Regions from separate parts of the Mus musculus genome. Here region 1 is linked to region 2. The links are chromatin loops, found by intact Hi-C in ENCODE. Cell type or tissue: heart. All regions are shown on one strand.

What was found. Peaks named below come from ENCODE experiments on the same cell type or tissue, not always from the same donor. Only the 100,000 strongest peaks of a DNase experiment are listed, where the experiment ranks them.
Region 1: a loop joins it to region 2, with 2.4 times the contacts of the local background. A loop is called at or near these places in 12 of 42 quality-filtered maps.

What each region holds. Positions count from the first base shown.
Region 1 is chr2:80,343,866-80,351,865 of GRCm38, forward strand. It overlaps Dnajc10 (DnaJ heat shock protein family (Hsp40) member C10), which reads left to right. Exons shown (of 23, transcript NM_024181.2): 16 at 52-153; 17 at 1,059-1,214; 18 at 2,647-2,780; 19 at 3,479-3,532; 20 at 3,783-3,930; 21 at 5,404-5,523; 22 at 6,764-6,868. Among named protein-coding and RNA genes, the nearest start is that of Dnajc10, 32 kb to the left of the region's middle. In heart, no CTCF peak of the experiment used is centred here; no DNase peak of the experiment used is centred here.
Region 2 is chr2:80,503,799-80,511,798 of GRCm38, forward strand. It overlaps Nckap1 (NCK-associated protein 1), which reads right to left. Exons shown (of 31, transcript NM_016965.3): 27 at 4,914-5,007; 28 at 3,023-3,139; 29 at 2,375-2,484. Among named protein-coding and RNA genes, the nearest start is that of Gm24461, 51 kb to the right of the region's middle. In heart, no CTCF peak of the experiment used is centred here; no DNase peak of the experiment used is centred here; H3K27ac peaks cover 1,446 bases.

The DNA of each region.
Region 1 (8,000 bases), 160 kb before region 2:
TGTTACAAAATTGAAACTAATAGGTAAATTATGTGAATTTCTTCTTCACAGTATAACATCCAAGCTTATCCAACGACAGTGGTATTCAATCAGTCCAGTATTCATGAGTATGAAGGACATCACTCTGCGGAACAGATCTTGGAGTTCATAGAGGTATTTAAATCCTAGGCTATGGCTAGAAATCTTCATTTATATGTGTATTTTGGACGACTGTTTGTATTAGGACTTATTCTTTTTTGTGCCACGAGATTCTTTTCTGAAAACCTTTCTTTTAATGTAAGCCTTTGTTTTATTACTTACTTTGGTGTTTTGTACATGGGAGGTACTACTATTGAATATGTGAAATTTCCATGAAGCCTGTCACCCTTTTCCTGTTTCCTTTCAATGCATTCACAGCATCAAGGCCAGGCATCCTGCACCAAGCCTGTCACTGTTAGCACAGAAGGGCCTGTTTTCTTTCACTCTTGACACTAGAATAATTTCAGTAACTTCTGAAGAAATTGAAACTTGTAGCTTATTGTAATTGTTATTCATCTGTCCTCCAAAGTAATATGTTGTGTTGTTTTGTTTTAATTGCTGTCCTGGTGAAGCTAATGTGTTAGTATCACTTGATACAGGCTGAGGCTCTGTTAAAACAGCATTTGGAATATACAGTCTCTAGAAAGGTGTGTAGCATCTCCATTTAAATATCAGAAATAATAGTAGTAGGCTTTGTGTTAGTCATTAAATGGTCACTTCTAAGAACGTATTCCTGCTATCATGACAGACAGTGAGGCCTATGAGGCATCTGGATTACCCCTAGAGCTTGGTTATATGATCTGGTCACACTTTCCTCTAGGATACCTCTTTTTCCAGCTTACAGTGGTTTTAAAACTAGTGAGAAAATATACCTTTTAAACAAACTGATTGACAGAATCCGAACTTAATAATAGACTTTTTAAAAAATCTGTGTCTTCTGATTTCTTTTAAATAGGAACTTTCTAAATGACTGGTCCAGTAACTTGCCAGAAATACATGAAAATCTTGGTGTGTGTAATAATAGTCTTTTTATTTTTTAGGATCTCAGAAACCCTTCAGTGGTCTCTCTTACACCCAGCACTTTCAATGAGCTGGTTAAACAGAGAAAGCATGATGAAGTCTGGATGGTCGATTTCTATTCTCCATGGTGTCATCCCTGTCAGGTCTTGATGCCAGAATGGAAACGCATGGCCCGGGTACAGTACCATGGTTTCCTTACATCTTACACCTACTGCCAGTGTTTGCTTCACAGTCACTGTGAAACCAGGGGATAAACCTGTAACTAGACAATTGACACAGACCTCACTGAATCGTTACCACTGCCTCTGCCCACTAACTGAGCTGTCTAAGATCCTTTTGACCAAAGTGCTACCAGTGCTAACCCTCAGAGCATCTTCATTTTCTGTTTAGATTTCTCTATCATTTTACTTTTAGAGTTTACAGATACTGTTTGCTCATAATATTGGGTCTTTAAAATAGCTTTGCAGGCAGGTATGGTGGTGAATCCTGATAAGACTAGTATTCAGATGCTGAGACAGGAGAATCAGGAGTCCAAGATTTTCCTGGGCCACCAAGCTCCAAACTCTTTCTCCAAAACAAACAAGAAAAAATGAAACAAAGTAGAAAACAACTTCAAACAGTAAAACATATATATAAATTTCCTGTAAACAGGCAGTGTTGTAAGGTACTAAATGAAGGCAAATTTAAAATACTGAATCAGACAAAGCGTATCTTCATTAGAAAAAAAAGATTCTTTAAAAAATACTGATTATATTTTGGTTGCTGATGTTTTTGTTGTTGTTGTCATTTTGTTTTTTGTTTTGTGAAACAGTTTCCCTGTATAACCCTGGCTGGTTATCCTGGAACTCATTCTGTAGACCAGGCTAGCCTTGAACTGAGAAATCCACCTGCCTCCGCCTCCCAGGTGCTGGGGTCAAAGACTTATGTCACCACAGCCTAGGTTAGCATAGAATTTTTGAAAAAATGTATTTACCTACATAGTAAATGAGTAAAACCAGTTATTAACTATGGGAAGTTCTTAATTACAAAGTTATGGCATTCAAAAATAAAACAAAAACAAAAACAAGCTGGGCATGGTGGTGCACACCTTTAATCCCAGCACTTGGGAGGCAGAGGCAGGCGGATTTCTGAGTTCAAGGCCAGCCTGGTCTACAAAGTGAGTTCCAGGACAGCCAGGGCTATACAGAGAAACCCTGTCTCGAAAAAACAAAAACAAAAAAAAACAGAAAGTTACGGCATTCAAATTCATTAATCTAAATGGCATATTTTAAATCCTTACCCATTGTTTCTCTGATACTGATTAAAAAATACCCATTTTACAATGGCTGTTGAGCACGTATAAAAGTTGTGTTGCGGTGCGGGCTAGATAGTTGAGTCAACAGTTAGGATTATTGGCTGCTCTTGCAGAAAACCTGTTTGGTTCCAAGCACTCTTCATCATCGTTAACTCCAGATCCAGGGGCTCCAGTGCTCTTGGCCTCCGAGGGCCGTGCATACAAACAGTGCATGTGCATGTAGACAGGGCTCACTACGCAGGACTTTTGTTTAGTTGTGAGTTACAGAGATAGCTTTAGTCATTGACCCATGTATTGACTTTGTTCTTTTATAGACGTTAACTGGACTGATCAATGTAGGCAGTGTGGACTGCCAACAGTATCATTCTTTTTGTACTCAAGAAAATGTTCAAAGATACCCCGAGATAAGATTTTATCCCCAAAAGTCAAGTAAAGCCTATCAGTATCAGTAAGTATTCCATCATAATCACTTGGTTGTACGGTTAACACGTAAGTTAGGCCAGCAGATATGTAGTGGGAGCCACCACCGGAGGCTCCCTCAGAAGACGAGGGAGCTGGACAGTAAAACTAGTTACGAAGTTCCAGTCAAGAAGCTGTGAGAGACAGAACTGGTGTTTAAGTCCTCAGTTGGCCCTAAGTCCAGGCCTGGCCTTGCCTCCATTGTTCATAGCAGTCTTTATACTTAGTGGGGGTGGGAATCACACCCTCCTACCACTGCTGAGAAAGAACTAACCCATCAGACTTACCGCTCACCTGCTAAGGTTGGGGGCAGTGATTTGAACCCAGGACTGTCCTGGTATCCACCCATTCTACACTATACAGGTTTTAAAAAGAAACAAAACAATTGTAATTAAGTGAAAATTGAGCCATGGGTTTCTCTGTAAAAGCTAAAAGAGTCTACTATGGGGAAATCACAAAAAGCAAGTATAGTCCTGAGTAGTTAAGGGTGGGGAAAGGAACAGAGACACAGAAAAATATATTTTAAGTCATATAACTCTTATTTACTTTGTGGAAAGAGATAGGAGGTGACATTAACCAGTCAAGAGCTATTTTTATTTTAATTCCTACAGTAAGACTGTTTCTTGACCATATGCAGTAATAGAAATACTATTTACAGCTTGATTTTTTTTTTTTTTCCTCTTTCAGTAGTTACAATGGCTGGAATAGGGATGCGTATTCCCTGAGAAGCTGGGGTCTTGGGTGAGTGATTCAAGTGCATGTTGATGTCTAACACTGATTTGCAGCTCTTTATCTTCTCGTGTATGTAGTAAGGATTCTGGCATCAAAAATACTTGGAAAAGGATGGCATTTATCAAGGGTTGAACCATTTCTAACTTAGGAATGCTTACAGTGTTGCTGTATGTAATGCTTACAGTAATGCTTACAGTATTGCTGTAGAATGCTTACTTTGCTTTTGTATAATAAAAAATGTTTGATTCTCTTACTGCAGATTTTTGCCCCAAGCATCCATAGATTTAACACCTCAGACTTTCAATGAAAAAGTTCTACAAGGGAAAACTCACTGGGTGGTTGATTTCTATGCTCCTTGGTGTGGACCTTGCCAGAATTTTGCTCCTGAGTTTGAACTCTTGGCTAGGGTAAGTATTGTTGTCTAGTTAAATAAATTGTACACACATGTGTGTTTGTTTTAACAATTGGTTAAAACATTGTAAACTAATTCTTAATTTAGTTCTTAAAAATATCTCTCAATTTAAAAAATGTGTTTCTATAATTATTATCTGTCTTTCTTGAGGCAGGTTTCTCTTTATAACCCTGGCTGACTGGAAATCCCCTGTGCAGACCAGGCCAGCCTCAAACTGCTTGCCCTTTCCTTGAAATTGCTAGTATTAAAAGTATTTAGTGACAGATTACAAGGGTCCGAGTGTGTGTTTGTGTATGTGCACATTGTTATTCCTGTAGTTGAATTGCTAACTTAAGTTAGTCTCCCTGTTTGTTTATTTCAGTAGCCATAGAAACCAGAGGAAGCAAAGACGCTTTCCTTGTCCTAGAGCTGGAGAGGTTCCCATAAGTCAGTAGAGGAAAGTGATGGTAGAAAGAAGGCAGACACACGACAGCCACAAGGACAAGCAGAACTTTATGTTTGTGAGAGATAGGCGAAGCAAAGGAAACTGAGGGTACAGCTAGCTCCTGCCTTGAAGGACCATAGAGGGAAAAGACAGATACTTTATGTATAGGTGCTCCTGAGGCGCTCACAAAGGGCAGTTCCCTTTGTCAGTAGATTACCAAATGAAGGGAAGATTCTTCAGCATGGGGTTATAGAAGATCTCACTAAGAGACTGGTGACCATGGAAACACCCAAAGATGGGACGAGTGGGATGGAGTGACCTGAAGGTAAACAACGAGCTCCCTGTTCTGGGAAAGGATGGGGCTGGAGGGCCTGTAAATGCTGTCAGGAAAGACAGGAGGCAGGCGTGGACAGCAGCGTAAAGCACACAGGAAGAAGTCCGGTAATTGTCTATTTGGTTAACTCAAACTCAAGTCACTAGTGACTTTAAAGCTGTTCTTGTGTTAGAATGCTGACATATATCAGTGGAAAGAATACCGCATTCATAGACGATGAGGGAGGGTGAACACCCATATAGCAGAGACAGGCTGCATGCTGCCGATGACAGGAAACACTGCTCTGCAGAGAAGCCCCTTTGTGACCATCTGCAAAGGCACGAAAAGAGCAAGGCTCGCCCTGCTCTAGGAAGACTGAATCTCTGACCTAGACAATCTAAGTGGTGTGCTCAGCCGTTCACCCAATTAAGAATGTCACTTAGGATTAAAGACAGATGTTTGGCTGTGGTGGGCAAAGTGCGGTGAGTGGACAGTTAGGGAGGTCAGAGTTACAGTCTCCAGGTACCCGTGAAGAAGTGGCTGTTTATGTTAGACAAATGGCAGCCAGTGGAAGCTTAAAGGGCTTGGAAAAAAGTAGAAACAATCTGGTGTGAATACAAAGAATTAAAACTCGAGTTTTAAAAGTAAAAAAACTTTATATAAATATATAAATATTTGAAATATGTTGGAAAGTGGCAAGATCTGTTAATTCATTTTGTTTTGTTTTTCAGATGATCAAAGGAAAAGTGAGAGCCGGGAAAGTGGACTGTCAGGCTTACCCCCAGACGTGCCAGAAAGCCGGCATCAAAGCCTACCCCAGTGTCAAACTGTACCAGTACGAGAGAGCAAAGGTGTGTGCAGGCTCTGACTCCGCCTTCCTTCAGCAGGCCAAGCCTAGAGCATTATATGGGAGGAAGAGTTTCTCTACTTTCCAGTTTCTCCCTTCATCTTTTAAAAATATTTTTTACTGAGACATCTTCTTTTCTGGTGTACCAAGGTATTCTAAAAGATTTTCTGGTCTGTGTGGTTTCAGTTGCCTTATAGACTTTGTGCTCCATGAATACAAAAAAATACAACCAAATATATGTTATATCTGGGTTATACAATTCAAAGTTATTATTTTCTATGCAGTTTTATATTTTCTACTTTTTAATATAGTAATTGTTTTTTAAATATTTTCTTCTTAAGAAATTAGTTTGTAAATACCTTTGAAATACACTTAGTAACAGCATTTTTTGAGGGATGCTTACTAAAAGCTTAGATAACAAGTGGAGTCTTTTGCTTTGGTTATAATTGTTTGGAGGCACTACTACCAATATGCTTTTTTTTCTTTGTTGGTTAGGTTTGATTTTGGTTTGTGTTATGTAACTTGCTTTGTAGAGCCAGCTAGCATTGGCCTCTCAGATAGATCCATCTGCCTCTGAGTGTTAGGGTTTCATGCTCCACAGTGCCTGGGTGGGTTGGGTTTTCAGTGAAAGAAACCAGAGCTCTACCAAGGAAGGTCTCAACAAATCAGAGTCTGGTTTGAAAAGTTGCATCTTTCAGCTGATATAGTTGTTAACAGAAAGCACCTAAGACTGTCCAGTCTTCCCAGGTATATTACTATGCTTTTGAACAGAACTATGATATTTCAGCAAGATTATTGGTCCTTTAAAGATAAATGAAGACACATTTTGTCTTAAGATACTTTATAAGAAATAAAAACTGGGATGTGAGCTGATGGCTTACTCGTCTTCATGGTTTTTACTTTGTAGTACTGAAGGCTAAACACACAAGGGCAATGCTCTACTGCCAAGCTGCTGCTGGGTCACTCTGTCATACACATGCCCTCCACCACCACCACACCACATAAGAGTCTTTGAAGTCAGTGATGTGTTTTCCTAGAAATCACTTTGTGCTCTGCTAATGCTGCAAGTAGTATTCTTTCTAGTGTGGGTTAACTACTTTTGTAGCATTATGCTCTTGAAGAAACAGGAAAGTTAAACAGCATTAGAACAAAAAACTAAGGTATAAGGAAGCAAGCTTCTTGTGTGGAAATGTCATGTTTTGATTTATGTACTTAAAAGATAACATGAGTGTTTTTAATTTTAGAAAAGTATTTGGGAAGAGCAAATAAATTCCAGAGATGCAAAAACTATTGCTGCCTTAATTTATGGAAAATTGGAAACGCTCCAAAGCCAAGTAAAAAGAAATAAGGTAAGACTAAGCCTTCAAGTGACAGGCAGATTGCCAAGATGTGTTCATGGTGTGCATGCCACTCAGAAATGAATATTCAAAGACATACTCATTTTGGAGAACTATAACAGCCGACATTATAGACTCTAGATGATGAAATGCTTGGAAATTTGTATGCTCACCAGTTAACAAAAATTATCAAGTTTCTTTCATTTAAAAAAAAAAAAAAACTGGGACTCCAGTGTATATAACAACATCACTCATACAGCAAAATAGGGAAAGACAGCCAGCCTCCAACGAAGTGGATAAGCAAAATGTGGCACATTGATGCTGCCTGTAGAGTCTTTAAGGTAAAAAATGAAGAATGCATCCATACTTCATGGTAAATTTTTGAAGAAAAAAAATGATTAGTAAACCAGGTAGTGGTGGCGCGCGCCTATAACCCCAGCACTTGGAATGTGAAGGCAGGGGGGTGTCTGAGAGTTGGGAGATGTATAGATCTGATACACCCTGGTCTGTCTATAGAGCAAGTTCCAGGACAGCCAGGGCTATTACACTGAGAAACCCAGTCTCTGAAGGAAAAAGAAAGAATGGATGGATGGATGGATGGATGGATGGATGGATGGATGGATGGATGGATGGGTGGGTGGGTGGGTGGATGGATTGGTGGGTGGGTAGCTTGGTCCTATATATGTAAAATGTTCACAAAGCAGGTTAATGGCTGCCGAGACAGGGTGAGAGTAGAAATTGCAATGACTACTTGAGAGTGTGAAGGAATCTGGCTCTGAAGTACAGGAAATGTTTGGAAAGTGGTTGTATAGCTCTGCGTATACCCTGGACTTCATTGCAGATTTTCTATTTTTAATATGTGACATACACAAGCTGGGTTTGGTGGTGCACATCTGTAATCTCAGCGCTTGGAGGTAGAGACAGGCAGATCTCTGCTAGGTAGGAGTCCCGTCTCCAAAACATTTTAAATATATATATTAATATACATATATACATATACATTTATATGTGTATATATGGTAATGTTATTTATAATAGTGATATGGTTAATAGTTATTTAAATGTTGTTTAGTGTAAATAAAATACTGAATTACTAGTAGTAAATATTCTAGAACCTGAACATATTTTGGAAAGCAAAGTTTCC
Region 2 (8,000 bases):
AAACCGCTTAAAAACAACAAGACAAGTTGGTGGGACAGGACCTGCTGAACTACTTGGTGAAGACCATGCTGCAGTACACAAAGCTCACAAGGGCTGTAGAAGACAATACAAAGTAGAGGAAGTGAGAGCAGAAGCACCAAGCACATGTTACTGAAGTATGCCAAAGTGTTCTACGCTGCATAGGTTCTAAAGGTGGAGATTAAAGGAGTAAGGTCTCTGTGTGGAAAACAGCACTGAGGTCAGCCACATGGTCCCTGAAAGATTATAACCTCTGCACCACTGCTTTCATATTCAGTAAGAACTAATTACAATATCCTTCCAAGGTCTCTTTTAAAGGCTGTTGAGAATTCCCAGCCATCGCCGTTATTTGCTACTAATGTCCAAGAACTCCTCGCAGCCATGTCTGATGGGCACACTTAACACTACTCTCTCTTGGCAGCAAGTCAAGATATTCTCCCGGTAATGATCATTATCACCCAAAGCAGAGGATCCTCCCCTTGAAGCACTGTCTAAAGCCCACCTCCAACGTCCACCAATGTCTACATCGTCACCTCCATTTACCTCACACACACCAGTGTCATCTCAGGGTCACAAGAAGGGTGGACATAAGACAACAAAGCATTTCGAGGGACTTCACTCTCCTAACTGTTATTATGGCATGCAAACTGGTGAAACCTTTCTATTATTTCCATTAATAATGTATTGTACTCTAATACTTTCCTGTGTGTGCATGGATGCATACAGTTCAGTACTATTCCTGGCTTCAAGTACCCTCTTGGCGTGGGGAACTCAGAAAGCATAATCTATACATGAGAGGTGAACACACTGTGTACTTTTTAGATCCTAAATAAGGCAATTTCAATCTGGGTTTGTATTCATAGTAATTTTAAGGACATTAACTCCCCAAGTAAAGTAAATAAAAGGAAAACAACAGAATTATAATAATGTTTTCAAACTTGAGTTCCTTCTTAAATAACTGTTGTATTTGCATATATGTATTTATATATGTGTACATATATATGTGTGTGTGTGTGTGTGTATATATATAAAAACCAACAAGATTTTCAACAAAGAAAAAAACTAAATATTCTAGGGTTCATTTTGCTTAAATTATCTGTTCTTTAAGCAATTATGAAAAAGAAGCATTGGTAAAGAAAAATACTGCACTAAACCATGTCTGGTGACAGATTTAACATTACTCTCTTTTGGTAGCAAGCCACATGTAATTTTATGGTTTGTTTGTTTGTTTATGTGCATATGTATATGCCTTCATGACTGTGTACAAGTGGGCATCAAATCCCAAGAACTGTAGTGAACTGTAGTGAGGTAGTGAGATGTCTAATGTGGGTGCTAGGAGCTGAACCTTTGGAAGAGCAGTAAGTATCCGTAACTGCCATAGCCCTGTGAGTCATACTTTTATTGCTGACTTTGTACCTATTAATAGTATTTCTTCAAATAAGTAGGAATAAGGAAACATACCTTCTGCTACTGTTTTAGATATTTATTTTTATTTTTCGTGTGAGTACCTGAATAAATGTGTGTGGTGTGTGTATGTGTGTGTGTGTGTGTGTGTAGTACCCATGCTGGCCAGTTCCTGGGACAGGAGTTACAAGTGGTTATGAGCTGTACATTGTAGGTCTGGGAACTGAGAGGCAAATAATCCTTTTTTATTTTATTTTATTTTATTTTATTTTATTTTATTTTATTTTATTTATTTATTTTGGTTTTTCGAGATAGGGTTTCTCTGTGTAGACCTGGTTGTCCTGGAACTCATTCTGTAGACCAGGCTGGCCTTGAACTAAGAAATTTGCCTGCCTCTCTGCCTCCCAAAAGCTGGGATTAAAGGCGTGTGCCATCACTGCCTGGCCTTTTGTTTTGTTTTGTTTTTTCGAAATTGCATCTTTTAAAGAACACATTAGCTCTCTAGGCTTCCACTTTCTTTGAAGAAAAAAACATCTTTTGAATGTGAAGACAATCTCTACAATCGTCCTACCCCTTGGAACTGTAAATGATAAGGGCTAAGTTATTTTAAGGCACGCCTTCTCAGACCCTAAAATACCCCACTGTCTGAACACACACACTACCCTCTGCTGCACCTCTCAAACATTATTTTCAGCAAACAGGCCACATAGCAGAGCTCTGGAAGGAAAGACCCCAAGCTAGAGGGAAAACAATGATAACCTTGATGCAATCTATCTTTCTAAAACCAAAACATTAAAAAAGAAACAAGATTTAATACTTAATAAACTGAGAACAAAAATGTCTTTGGAGAACACTAAATAAGATGTAAAAATGATGGGAATTTACTGTTGTATAACATAGGCATAACTTTTTGTTTTCTTTGTAAAATGTCAAGCTATTTGATTAGACATACCGCCAGGAATTCCTTAAGTCGGTCTTCAATACTTCCTTTGTGAATTGTAAACAAAGCTGCAGCAATCTGGTTGATGGCTTTGGCCAAACAATGTATATTGTTGCAGTGTCCTGGGAGAGAACAAACAGGGCTGTGTAGTCTGCATGACCACAAAATATTATTGTAACACACAGACAGCATGCTTTAGTGACTCCTCAGACCACGCGAATGGCAGCATGACTGACTAAGAATTAGGGTCCACAGTGACTTACTCTTTTTATTTTATGAGCATGCATGTTTTTAAATATCCCAGCAAGGATGCAACTAATGACCACGTCAGTACTTCATTAGTAGGCAAACACTCTAGAAAGACATGATGCTTCGTCCTACCCCTTGGAACTGTAAATGATAAGGGCTAAGTTATTTTAAGGCACGCCTTCTCAGGCCCTAAAATACCCCACTGTCTGAACACACACACTACCCTCTGCTGCACCTCTCAGCTGAACTACACAACATTTCACAGTTCAGAAAATTAGGATGCCCACTCCAAAGCTACTGTTTGGCAGAATTTGAGCACTATTTTATCAGAAAAGAACATTACCCAGAGAGAAAAATACATGTAACACTAAAGCCAATGTTCTTTCATTGTTACAATTGTAAACCAAGTACCTTCTATTGCAGGGCTGTACTGTGACATTACATTGCTGGCCAGTGTAGGCAAGGAAACTGCTACAAAGACCATCAGGAGACAAGCGATCTTGTATTCTTCCTCTGGACTAATGTTCTCTGCAGAAGAAATCAAGGAGTGAAAATCAAGCTTTCCTCCAGATTATTTGAAAGTTAATAATCTAACCTAAAAAATAAAGGTAATAAACTACTTAAATTTCCTAATTGAAAACTGATGAATAATTATGAGAATACCATACATATTACTATTTATAAATTTCTTATCTTATTATCTGAAAATTCACTAAAAGAAAAACAATTCCTTTCTTTCCCTAGGCTAGCTAAGAATATATAAATACACTGCTTAAAGGTTACCAGTATTGAAAAGGGGACTGCGTTACTTATTTCTCCATTCTAGAAGACAGAAGGAAGCAGTTATGAATGAAAGTATCTAACATACTCAGTAGCTATAAGAACAATAACCTTTAATAAAATACCTAGCGTATTTAAATAGCTCTGTCTAGCACTTGGCTTCTTATCTGACATCTGAGAACTTCTAGTTACCCAGCAGTTGGCAATTATATGAAACTATGGATTGATCACAAGAAAACAAAAACACAGTATATTTTTAAAACTTTGGTTGATCATAAAAATACCTATAAGCAATAATTTATATATTATTTGAATTAGGAAAAACAGTGTAATTAAAAAGAAAACTAATAAACTCAATGACTGCAAGTTGGCTTAAAAGAGTAGAAAAGGGGCTTAGTGGCTAAGAGCACTTGCTGCTCTTGCAGAGGACCCGAGTTCAGTTCTCAGCACCCACATGATGGCTCCCAATGGTCTGTAATTCCCGCTCTGAGGCTGATGCCCTCGTCTTCACTCCTTGGGTACCAGGCATGCACACAGTGCACATAAGTGCAGGCAAATTATTCATATACATTAAGTAAGTGAAAAATTTAAAAAGAAATTAAAATCAAAAGGGTGGAGAAGGCATTTCAATACCAAAACCAAACCAATCAAACAAAAAACATCATCAACAATAACAAAAAAAACCACCCCACCTTATTCACACTGTAGAGAAACCAAGATTTGGAACATAGTTGATACTATGTTTCAAAGAACTGGTTTTAAAATTTCTAAATGGTCAGTATTATATAATGTAGCAACTTTTTATGGTGAACATCTATTCTAATTAAAACAGGACACCATTTTCTAGTCCCAGCTCTCTGGCTACCATAAGGGCTGCCTTCCACCAGCATACAAATGTTCTCTTCTTCTATCTCCAACTCACAAAGTCCTTTCCACAAGCTGGGGTATATATAGCTACAGTGTAGTGTGTAGGGCCTACCCATGCTTCCCAACACAAGCACTATGTCTTCATCCCAGCAGAGCTGTTCCATATCAAGTGTGTCCAGTCCCTTCTCTCACACTCACTGACTTCAGAGACACCGATCTCAGCACCACAGCTCTCTAACAGTGCACAGTTCGCGATTCGCTTTCACTGTCTTAGGAGCTTTTTCCCAAGTGCTTGTTTTTTCTCTGATTACATTGGTCCTTCCATCTTAGTCTGTATTATGCATTTCTTCCTCTTCTCCCTGAACTCACTACAGCTGAAAGGGCACTGTTTCTTTGCACCGCCCTATCTATCTACACCAAATGACTTTAACAGCTTCATCTGGTAGTATGGCTTGGACAGGATGTAATGACTAAGCTATAGCAAAAACTCCAAAGCAAAGCATTTTGTCTTTTGAATCCTGATGTATTCCAATTATAAATGAATAAATGGGTGAATAAAGCTTAACATAAGACATTTTAAAAAACAAATACTACGTGTATACCTAGACTGCCCTATAATTTTAATAAGAAAGCTCCATATTTGAATGCATTTTACCTGATTTTTGTGAGGAAAGAGCTACGACTAAGGCAGGATCAATCTCACATGGTAACCCAGCAGCCGAGGACAGCTCATACACATTCATTGCAACCTGACAAAATACAGCAATTACAAAGAGATAAATATTTTAACAAACGTCTGAGAAAGTTTACTTTAGTAAGAAAATGTCTATGGTGTCCATCAGTCTGCCCACGAACCTACTAGAAGATTTCAGCACCTTGGCTGAAGCAGGGCTGACAGTGCAGGTAACCCACACCAGACAACGCTCCAACCCTGCTCTTTGTAACTTCCCACTGTGCAAACAAGGCTTGCAGCCTCTCTGTGGCAAGCTCCACAGAATCATCCTAAAGATACTTTTTGTCTTGCAAAGATGGAAGTAAAATATCAAGTCAAAAGAGAGAAAGAAAGCCAGTTGTGGTGGCTCACACCTATATATCTGCACTTGAGAGTTCAAGGCCAGCCTGGCTACAGAAGGAGCACCAGCTCAGCCTGGCTAGAGTCAACACCGAAAGCCAGTTATTATGACTGAACCTATGCTTACATCCACAGTTACTTAGTGAAAAACTTCAGGGATTCAATGCTTAATCAGAGCCATAAACATAGCAAATTAATTACAGGAAAAAAATTAAAAACCTAAGAATCTGATAAAGCAATCTAATAATTTTCTATCATGCATAGATTTTAATCATTCAAGATATGCTGAGTGGTATTCTAATTAAAACCTGTATACATAGTTGGCTATCATTGATATTAACAGATAATAAAGCTCAAATAGAAACAACCATGAACTAAGTTGCAGAGACGCACACTGCTCACAATACACCAACTGAATTTCAAAGTGCATCAAAGATATAAATGTAAAAGCTAAAATTTCAAAAATTTAGAAGAAAATACAGGCATAAATTCTGATGACCTTTGTCAAGACAATATTTGTTTGTTTGACAGCAAAACTGTAAACAAAAGAAAAAACAGATAAGTCAAAGTACGCTGAAATGAAAGAGTTCTGTGATTCTTGGATACTAGCAAGAAACTGAAAAGAGAACTCAGAACCATGATTCTACTGAAGATGTATTACTGCTTGATAGTTCAAAAATAAAATGATGCAGGCCAGTGACAGCTCAATGGGAAAAGGATTTTCCCCTGGCATAAACCCGGCGATGGAGTTCAACCCCCAGGCCAGGCAAGAGTGAAAGGAGAGATCCAACTCTGCAAACACAGGCGACACACGGTCTAAAAATGGGCAAAGGATCCAGACAAACCTCTCTCTAAAGAAGCCATACAGACACATCACAGACGTGTGGCAGCCTCGAGAATGAAGGAGATGCAAACCAAACCAGCGTGATACCTCTGCACACCTACTAAAATGGCTCTCAACATGAAGACAAGGACTGGATAGAGAAAACCCTGGCACCCTCCTTGTTAGCAATATAAACCAGTCTCGCCACAGCCCATCTGTTTGGTGGTTCCTCAAAGCTAAACAGTTTCTACAGAATCCATTTGTTATATAAGAGACCAAAAACATCAACATGGATAAAAAGGTAGCATTATTTACAACATCTAGAAAGTAAAGACAACCCACATCTGTAATTGATAACTGAATAAACAAACTAGTACATTCATCCAATAAAACACTAAAAAATAAAGTACTGTGCTAACACATGCTGAAACATGGTGGGCCATGAAAACATGCTAAGTTAAAGACATCGAAATCAAAAAACTCTCCGTTAAATGATTTACACACAGTACTCAAAGAGGGATGACTTCAGAGACGTAGCTATCATCTAAGATGGGGAGTGAGCTGAAAGTGGGGAGCTCCTGCCCTGGGTACTGATGCACTTGGGGATGACAAAACTATTCTAAAACTAATTGTGACCTGTGATGGCCATGACTCTGTGACTATATTCAAAACCATGGAACTGTACACTTTAGATGAGCATCTTTTATGACACAAGAATAAAGCTGCTAAAAATTATGTTTGGGATCTTCAAATCAAGTCATTTTTTTTTTATTGAAAGTTTGCTAAAAACTCAATTTAAAAATTATACTAAGTAATAAGAATTGGATAATTAATTCAATTCGGGCACTATATTAGAATTCTCAGCACCCAAACATCAGTGTGCTCATAAGAACTATTTAACCTTGTATTTTATTTCTACTTAGAAAAACTCATTTTCTGCTCTATTCATAGTTTCAGTCATAAAATTATAGAACAATCATTACTCTCAAGTGCTAACTTCTATATAGCATTATAGGAAAACCAAAAATGAAAAGAAACAAGGCCTTTAAGTTGTTTATTATCTAGTATAAATATGGGCAGAAGAAAAATAAAAAAATTGTCTACTAGCACTAAGAAAAAACTTTTTTATCATTGAGGAATCTAGGTTCTTAGAAAATGGCAAGTGAACCTGGCCTCACAGACAGGCAGGACTTCCAAAGGCAGAGACAGAAAAGGGAAGAGTTTCAAGTAGAATTAAGGAAGAGGTAAATGGAGCCTGAGAGAATGCTCATAGACTGTTAGGTCAGAAGAGACATATGAAGAGAGGCAGATAATGGAAGCAGAGTGGTAGATAAGCCATTTGAATAAAGCAAGCACAATGGCATAAATCTGTAATCCCAGCATTTGGAAGGCTAAGGCAGAGGCAGGAGGATTATTTAGAGTGGACAGCCAGTCTGAGCTGCACAGGAAGACACTCAAACCCCATCCCACCCTACAGTTTGAAAGACATCATTTTGAAACGTGAACACTGTTCAAGAGTCGAGATATGCGAGGCAGTCTGTCAAAATGGTTCATTAGACAGAGGCTTTTGCCACCAAGCCTGACAACCTTGGTTTGATCCCTGGGATGGACAGACAGAAAGGAGAGAAGACAGATACACACATCATGTCTCAAACATGGACACTTGCAATAACTGTGTCTCCTTGTATATCATGTGATTTAAATTTACTACAAAATCACAGCTGGAATTAAATCTGTGGTTTTGATCACATGGATCTTAAATTTTAAAACAAATTAACTATAAACCCTTAAAAAGCGATCAACTTGCCAACAAGTGCTTACTGACAGAAGCCTGTTATAGCTGTCTC